Regions from separate parts of the Homo sapiens genome. Here region 1 is linked to region 2. Evidence: chromatin contacts called from ENCODE Hi-C or POLR2A ChIA-PET data. All regions are on one chromosome and are shown on one strand. Each heading gives the region's core, a stretch centred on a gene start or an enhancer-like site at or near the end of the contact. The rest is flanking DNA. Distances are from core to core; before and after follow the strand shown.

Region 1 (4,108 bases), core at 929-3,428, 5.5 Mb before region 2:
GATGGGACAAAGGGTTCTCCAAGGGGATAGAGGGAGAAAGGACAGACACATCTGAACCTTCAGAGCTGACAGAAGGAGGTTCTGCTCCACCCAAAACTGCCTGCTGAACCAAGGTTGCTTGCATTAAAGGATCATCTAGTATGTCTAGCTTTTTTTCCTCTTTTCCTCTCATCAAACATGATTCACATTATCCAAATAACATAAGTGAGCTGAGTCATGAATCTTAGATAAACCACAACATGGACTTTGACAAAAATGTTGAATAAGGCAAGGGAAATGAAGAGGATTTAGATGGGAATGACCAGAGCAAGCAGGTTCTGGGCAATAGAGACAGTGTGGATTGAACAAGCAAAGCCGGTTTGCCTGAATGCAAGAAAGGAAAGAAGTGTTTTTAGTGTGCAAAGTGAAACAAAACATCAGAGTCCCCTGATTTCCATCCTAGTGCTTCTCGATCACACCTAGTCGGCATAGCAGCAACAAAACATAATCTAATTTTATTGCTCATAGCTGTTGAATACCAAATCTCAATCAGCAATTTTAAAGACGGAGCCGTCAATGCTTTTTGTTCCCAATGTTTCAAGAGCAGACACATGGAAATCAGGAGGCACATAGGAAAAGAGTAAGTTAAAATCCCTAAGACCATTTAGATAAAGTCTCCCGAAAATGACAGTGAAACACAGACAGCAACCAAGAAATTGATTTATGCAGCAAGGAGGACAAGGCAGATTAATACAAAGTGCATAGCCTGCAGTGCCAAACCCTTTTTTAGCAGAGAGGGACTTTACTGAGAGGGCCCTCTAACCCCCTAAATCTTAGAAGGAACTCTAAACCTTTTAAGTTGGTCCTCTAATCCGAGGTCAGTCAAGCATCTTTGCCTTTTATTAACAGGGGTCTCTAATTCACCCTGTCTTCGGAGAGACTCTAATTCCCCTAAGTTGGGCCTCTAACCCAATCCCATTCTTTACCCGGGTACCCCACCACTTACCCAAAGTCATCCAATCAGTGCTATAGTCCATTTCCTTTGGGTTGGTGGGGAGGTTCTTCAGTATCGGTCCCTCATGGTTGCCAGAAATGTTACAGGACCAGGGTTCCAATCCAGACCCCTAGAGAGGGTTCTTGGAGCTCATGCAAGAAAGAATTCAGGGCGAGTCCACAGTGCAAAGTAAAAGCAAGTTTATTAAGAAAGTACAGTGGTAAAAGGACAGCTACTCCACAGACAGAGTAGGACGTTCCCGAAAGTAAGAGGAGGAACACATCCACCCTAGGTACAATGCTTGTATATATGGAGAGATGTGTTTTGCTACAAGGGTTTCTGATAAAGAATTAATTTTCTTAATTAGTGTATTTTGCAAGAATCAATATTATTTTCTTTAAAGCAAAATTAAGAATGCCTCTGTTCTCCAGATATTGGGATATCTGGACACTCCCAAGTCACGGTCTGCTTAGTAAATATTATTAATTTGCTCCCTTAATCATAAACATCTAGAGGCTAGGAATGCCTACCTTTCTGAGAAGGCAGCCCAGCAAGTCTCAGCCTCATTTTCGTAGCCCTCATTCAAAATGGAGTCACTCTGGTTCGAATGTCTCTGACATTATCAGGGTTGGTTTCTTCTGATGTCTCTCTCCTTGGCTTGTAGATGGCCATCTTTTCTTTGTGTCTTCACATGGTCTTCCCTCTGTATGTGTCTGTGTCCCAATCTCGTCTTCTTACAAGGACACAGTCAGATTCAATTACAGACACTCTAATGACCTCATTTTAACTTAATTATCTCCTGAAAGACCTTATCTCCAAATACAGTTACATTTGGAGGGAGTGAGGATTAGGACTTTAACATATGAATGTTTGGGGGACACAATTCAACCAGTAACAGGAACTTAGATTGCACTGACATATTAATTTTCTCCCTGGTATTTCCATTCTCTTTGTCCTGTAGGTAGTTTTTTGGGTCACTGGGTTTTTTTGTTTGTTTGTTTGTTGTTTCCTTATTCCTTAACTCTTATAACTTAAAAATCTGCCTGGTAAACAGTTTCTAAGCAGTGATTCAAATTTATTGATATTTTTGGTAATGTTATTGATTAAAAAACATTTCAGATCCTTCTAAACTCAAGAAAAAAGAATGTTCTAAAGCAAAACTGAAACTGTCTATACTTCAACTTCCTCCTGCTTCTCAACTGGCACTCTGACACACCCTCAGAAAGTCAGAGTACTGGGAGAACAGAAGACTTCACAATTTAATGCCTCAGTTTTTAAAAAAGGATCCTTACACTTCATGTCTCCTAGCCATCAGAAGAGGAATGAGACAGCAAAAGTTCAAATGGCCTGTTTCAAGTTTCTGATATAAAACGATGACATTTTCAGGAAAATCCTGGTAAGTAAACTGAATCATTAAACCTTTATTTGTTATGCTTTTGAGGCGACAGCTATTTTTTAAAACTTCAGCTGTACTTTTTATATAAATATATGTTTGTACATAAACGATTACTTATAAAAATACTAGAGTAATTAGAAAAATCAATGGATTAAATACATGTCAGTATATTTAACTGATAATAACTTTGTAAGTGCTCTTCTAAAAAGAAACATACCATTAAGTGTAATTAGGATAGTGGGAGGGTTTCTGATTGTGGCAGGCAGGCTTTGGAAAAGAGGATAGAGAAACGATGCAAACAGGGTCAGGAATTTAAGCACTGAAGATTCTAAAGGAACGTGTGATCTTGTGTAATTACACAAAATTCTGTCTTCATAACGTAAGATGTTATTAAAACTTTTACATTTTATCAAAGTTAATACTCTGCAGAGGCTAAATATTATTCTATTAAAGTATTTCATTCACATACATCTTATCCAGCAATCTGGTTGAAAACTAAGAAAAAAAATGCAAAGTGTTCTTCAGGAAAACGAAACTAACTTGCTTGTGTGGCTTCTGTCTGCCAGACTATGCAAGGAGGGTGTGGGTAGCTCTCCTGGGCTACAGCCAGATTCTGAAGTGTGTTTCCCCTACATCAGTTCTAAGAATCCTGCAGAGCAGAACACCTCCCTAGGGCATGGATATCAGCGGTGTTGCTGAGGGTCTCTCAAAGATGGGGTGGGCTTGTCCCTGAGAGTTTGCTGACTTGGAAATTCTTGCTGAGCATCAAAGAGAGAAAACTGAAGTGTTGAGGATGCCAACCTGCAACTCCTTTGTCAATAACCAACGTTGCTAAAGATAATATTTGTCTTCACAATTGTTTCAAAACAGGACACTGAGGGCCCCTAGAAAGCCAAGACTTAAGTCAAGGCAATCACAAAATTTGTCCACACTAATCATGGTCATTTTGATTGTTACTTAGTTCCAACAGCATACATCCAGATGCTCTTAAAATTGTACTGGCTAAAACGAAAGAAAAAATCTGGAGTCTGTTTTTTCCATCTTTAGCATTTCCAGAGAGAGACTGGCTGGTTAAATTTCTGAAAGAGGACACCAGCTAAAAGAAGGTATTGCATCTCACCCGAGCAGACTGTGTCTGTGGAAAGTGTAAGCCCCTTGCCAGAAGAGCAGCTTCCCAGCAAAGGCAGAGGGTGAAAACAGCAAAGGTCTTAAGACACTGGGGACCTAGAGTCAAAAGGGACCTCCTCCAGGGAAAACGCTGTGTGAGAAATGGCCTCATTCGGTGACTGTGAGTGACACAGCAGAAAGTTGGTAAGGTGTAGTCTGTAACTAGGGTATCTACAAAAACTGCAGGAGAAAATATATTCATTTGTTTTGCTTTCCTTTTGAAAAAAAAACTTCCTTTTCATTATTTGTGACCAGATGATAGAAGCTGGAGTTCATTCTGGCCTAACGGGTAGCACAGTAAAGAGATTTCCCCAGATTTCTACCTGGAGTTCCAGCCAAGCGAAATAATTTCCCTAGGAAAATGAGGAAGTCCTTTGACCCACAGACACTGGTAGCTCAAGGCCTTTCAAATATTCATTACTTTTAACTACTCTAAGAAAATGTGTTACTCATTTAACAGATTTTTGTTAAGAAGCTATTATGTGCTAGGCAATGCCAGATAATGAACAAAATGTAAAGAAATTTGTCCTTATGGAGTGCATAGAATAATGGGTTGGACAGAAAATAAATAG
Region 2 (4,306 bases), core at 1,363-3,862:
TCACAGTAGAAAATAATAATTATGTAAATTACAATCATGAAAATACAACTAATACAGAGAGCTGTCCCCAGAAATCAGTGTGACGTTCCTAAAATTTCTTAAAGATAATTTAAAATTTAGTTTAAATAAGGTTGAAATACAAATCCTTTTCTTTTCAACTGTCTCTGATAAGGGCACACATGATCATTACATGACCTAAAGCCAGCCAAGACAAAAATGGAGAAGCAAAAGGAACAGTACCCATCACTGAAATTATTCATTCAATAAATATTTTTTGAGTGTTAGATGCTATACTGAGAATTTGAAAGAAAAAAAAAAAAAGACTAAGCAAAAAGCAGATAGAATCACTGCCCTTGTGAAGTTTAACAAAAGCTGATAGAGCTTTTATTAAATATGTTACCCCCCAAGAAGCACTGTATATGTTGAAACTACCCTTATTTTTAAAGCAATTTTTGATGTCTGTATATTATGGTTAAGAAAATCAGCCTTGCTTATGGTTCCATTTACCTACTTTAAAGATATTTACCTATATTTTAAAACACCTAACAGCCTATTTGTCTCAAAAAGTTACATCCTAGACAGCACAAACGGCAAATTAAACGGATACCATATTACTTTACCATTTACAACTCAAAGTGCTGTAATAATTACATTATACAAATACAGTCAATGAAGAAGGTCTTCTTGCTAGATAAACATTTGTAATAATTCAAGTATTTTTTAAAAAGTCACTGTGAGTTATTGCATTTAAGTCCTGGAATAATTATCTGTATTCCACTTAAGATGCTAGACACATTTTTACACAAGAAAAATAACGGAAAAATACAGAGAAATTGCAAAGGAAGAAAAAGTTTCATCATCATCTGATTCTTAAGAGGAATATCACTAGGTGATGATTAGGAGTCTGATGGAGGAAAGTAATTTTAAAACAACTTAATGGCTCAGAGAAGTTCCTAAGAAATTGATGCTTAGGGTTTCAATTTTTCTTAATACTCAGATATAAGACTTAAAGAAAATATATCAGCATGTTAAAAACCAGTTATCTCTGAATACTAGGCTTACTATAAATAGTTCTTTTTTTTTTTTTTTGACGAAGTCTCCCCCTGTGGTCCCGGCTGGAGTGCAATGACGTTATCTCAGCTCATTGCAACCGCCTCCCAGGTTCAATCGATTCTCCTGCCTCACCCTCCCGAGTAGCTGGGATTACAGGAGCCCGCCACCACGCCCGGCTAATTTTTTGTATTTTTAGTAGAGACGAGGTTTCACTATGTTGGCCAGGCTGGTCTCGAACTCCGACCTCGTGATCCGCCCGCCTCAGCCTCCCAAAGTGCTAGGATTACAGGTGTAAGCCACCGCGCCCGGCCCAATAGTAATTATTCTTTTATTGTTTCTATATTTTTCTGAAGGAAATACTACATTTACAGTTATAAAGCATTAAGGAAAGGCAGGCCTTAAAATAAATCATTGACATAAAGACTAGGTATCCTCCACAGTCCCACTCTTAATAACAACTGCAGAACCAGCACTAGCACTGTAGCTGAAAAGTGGATAGTACACACACGCTCACATACACAATGGCTGGCATGTAGTAGGCACTCAACTAACGTGTGAAATGAAATGGCTGAAGATAATGTAAACAAGCCAAAACAACGAAATGCACTCTGATTTGGGGGCAACACAGTAAACAATCACAGTAACTACCACTTTATCCAAAGCTCGCTGACAGCTGAATGGGCATTAAATGAAAGAGCTCTTCTTCCTTGCCCTCCTCTTTCACTCTGACGCTAGATTGCACATTCAAAACAAATCCTCCTCCAGCCCCGCCCCAAGCTCTACCCTCCAGTACCTTCAGCACTGGAACTGACACAAAGTCCAGGGCTGCGACGGTGTCCAGACCCGGGCCCCTGTCCAAGGAGCTGCGCGCTCACAGATTTGGCTGGCGCAACATAGGCGGGGGCACTGGGCGGCAGCCCATCATGCCCGGGACCCCCAAGGACCCGCGCGGAAGCCCAGAGCTCTCAGCCCCGGCGGGAGGCTGGTTCCCCTCGCCCTGCGCTGCCGTACCTGCACACGGTGATCAGGTTCCTCCTCTCCACCGCAGCATTGCGGGCGCTCAGGCTTTTCTTGCCGCCTCCGCCGCCACCGCCGCGGATCCCGCTCAGGCCCCCCAGGCTCCGGGAGGCCATGGCGGGCTTACCCCCGTGCCCCTTTTGTCTCGTGCCACCCCGCACGCCCCCCACACCTGCTTAAGGGGGTTCTCGCTCGGTCCGCAACCGTGGGGGCGCGGGAAGGATGTAGGAAAGGAGCCTGGAGGGAGGAAGGGTGTGGAAGACAGCAGGGACTCGCACCCGGGGACTGACGGCTCGCCCTTGGCACCCGAGCTCCACACACACACACACACACACACACACACACACACACACACGCACGCACGCACCACCTCCGCCCTCGGCGCGCCGCCGACTGCCGGGCTGCGCCTGCGGGTCGGCGTCAGGCGCTCTCCTCCTTCCCGAGGGACCTCAGCAGACGGCGCGCGCGCGAGCCCGTCGGCCCCTCACGCCCAACCACCCACACTCCGCAGCCACTCGTGCCCCAGCCCGGGAGGCAGCGGCAAGGCCCCCGGCCTCGCGTGCGCAGCCCCACCCTCTCTGCGCCTATCAAATCAACGCTACCCCCGCCGGATCCAATCGCGGCACCAGAGGGGCGGGGCCGGCCGCGCGGACCTTTTAAAGCAGCGGGCTCAAGCCCCGCCCCGACGCGTGGGCTGCTGTCAAGGACGCTGGGCTCGCTTTCGCAGCCCGCTAGCTGCCGCCAGTAGCCACACAGGCTAGCCGCGGGGATTGTGGGATGCGGGGCCCCACAGCGCCAGGGGCCTATTGCCCCCCCCTTGCCTGTAGCCAAGCTTTAACGGCTGATACCTATTTGCGTGGCTGCCGTAGCTTCAGTGCCTGCCTAGAAAGCAGCGCGCCGGCTCCCACACCCGACCTTGGGCCTAAGTACTAAGAAGGGAGGAGGGTTCCTTTTGTCCTGACGCCCTCCCAGGGGCTAATAAACAGCAACACAATGGCCCGAGGGGGGAATTGCTCGTAGAATCTCCTTCTTGGCGCGTCTAGTGCCGACATTTCTTGCCCCTCCACACCATGTCGCTCCCACCTCAGCCTCCAGCGCAGCCCGCACCCGGGACTGACGGCCCGCCTAAGGAGGAGCGTGGTGCCAGTGTAGAGTCTTTTCGCGTCCTGGGCCGTGACTCCGGAATCGGGAGTCCGGGTCTGGGAATAGTAAGCCCAGGAACGACGCGGCCTCGGTCCAGCTGGGCTGCTCCCTCAGAGTCCTGGAACGCCCTCCTCGACGCGCGTGTTCGGAAGCGCCCCCTTCCTAGAGCTTCTCACTACCCACCGTTTTACCTGCAGGAGGGTCCCAGCTTGGGTCAGGTCCTCTGACACTCACCTACGCCTGCTGTTCACCTCCCTTTGCACCAATATGCCCAGATTTTAGAGTGCAATCCTAAATGACTTACTCTCCCTATGGGACCTAGCACAGTGCTGTACATAGAACAGGTTCTCAATAAATGTTTCTCGAATTTAATTTGAAGTCACATTTGACATAATTTTTACTGAAATTTCACGGCTTCAGTGGCTCCAAAATCCATGTATCTTTCACCTCTACTTTTGAAGTTTCTGTCAAAGAATGTCAGAGAATATATAGTTTTGTGTGGCTATCTCTATTTTTCTTATATATTATCCCTGTTAATGCAGGGCATACTGTTACTCTTGAATGTTTTAACAACGCACGTTTGTGTAATAAAGTTGTAAATTCCTAATTTCTGAGGTTTTTAAAGTTTAAAAATCTCTATTTAAAATAGTCAAAAAATCATCCTTTTCAGCTACCATGTCTAATTTTATTCTACTATTCTGTTTAGTAGAATAAAAATATATGGGCTGGGCGCGGTGGCTGACGCCTGTAATCCCAGCACTTTGGGAGGCTGAGGCGGGCGGATCACGAGGTCAGGAGTTCGAGACCAGCCTGACCAACATAGTGAAACCCCATCTCTACTAAAAATACAAAAATTAGCCGGGTGTGGTGGCACGCGCCTGTAGTGGCAGCTACTCGGTAGGCTGAGGCAGGAGAATCGTTTGAACCCGGGAGGCGGAGGTTGCAGTGAGCGGAGACTGCGCCAGTGCACTCCAGCCTGGGCGACAGAGTGAGACTCCATCTCTCTCTCTCTCTCTCTCTCTGACATATATATGACATATATATGACATATATATGACACATATATATGACACATATATATGACACATATATA

Evidence for each region. Hi-C counts contacts between places; a loop is a spot of excess contacts on that map. ChIA-PET counts read pairs that join two places held with the same protein, here RNA polymerase II (POLR2A). Pooled maps may share reads with other maps.
Region 1: a loop to region 2 is called in a map of naive thymus-derived CD4-positive, alpha-beta T cell, with 6 times the contacts of the local background. The contact joins the promoter of SAMD9L here to the promoter of RUNDC3B in region 2. A Hi-C loop is called at or near these places in 1 of 168 maps with a recorded cell type or tissue (naive thymus-derived CD4-positive, alpha-beta T cell) and 4 of 50 pooled maps. POLR2A ChIA-PET finds 5 or more read pairs at or near these places in 1 of 52 experiments (Panc1).

Annotation. Positions count from the first base shown.
Region 1 is chr7:93,146,455-93,150,562 of GRCh38, reverse strand. It overlaps SAMD9L (sterile alpha motif domain containing 9 like), which reads left to right and starts at 2,178. Exons shown (of 5, transcript NM_152703.5): 1 at 2,178-2,369; 2 at 3,417-3,680. RefSeq lists an enhancer at 2,879-2,978.
Region 2 is chr7:87,626,704-87,631,009 of GRCh38, reverse strand. It overlaps RUNDC3B (RUN domain containing 3B), which reads right to left and starts at 2,612. Exons shown (of 11, transcript NM_001134405.2): 1 at 2,065-2,612. The coding sequence starts at 2,186. It also overlaps a transcript of ABCB1 not described here. RefSeq lists silencers at 2,368-2,417, 2,468-2,697 and an enhancer at 2,563-2,857.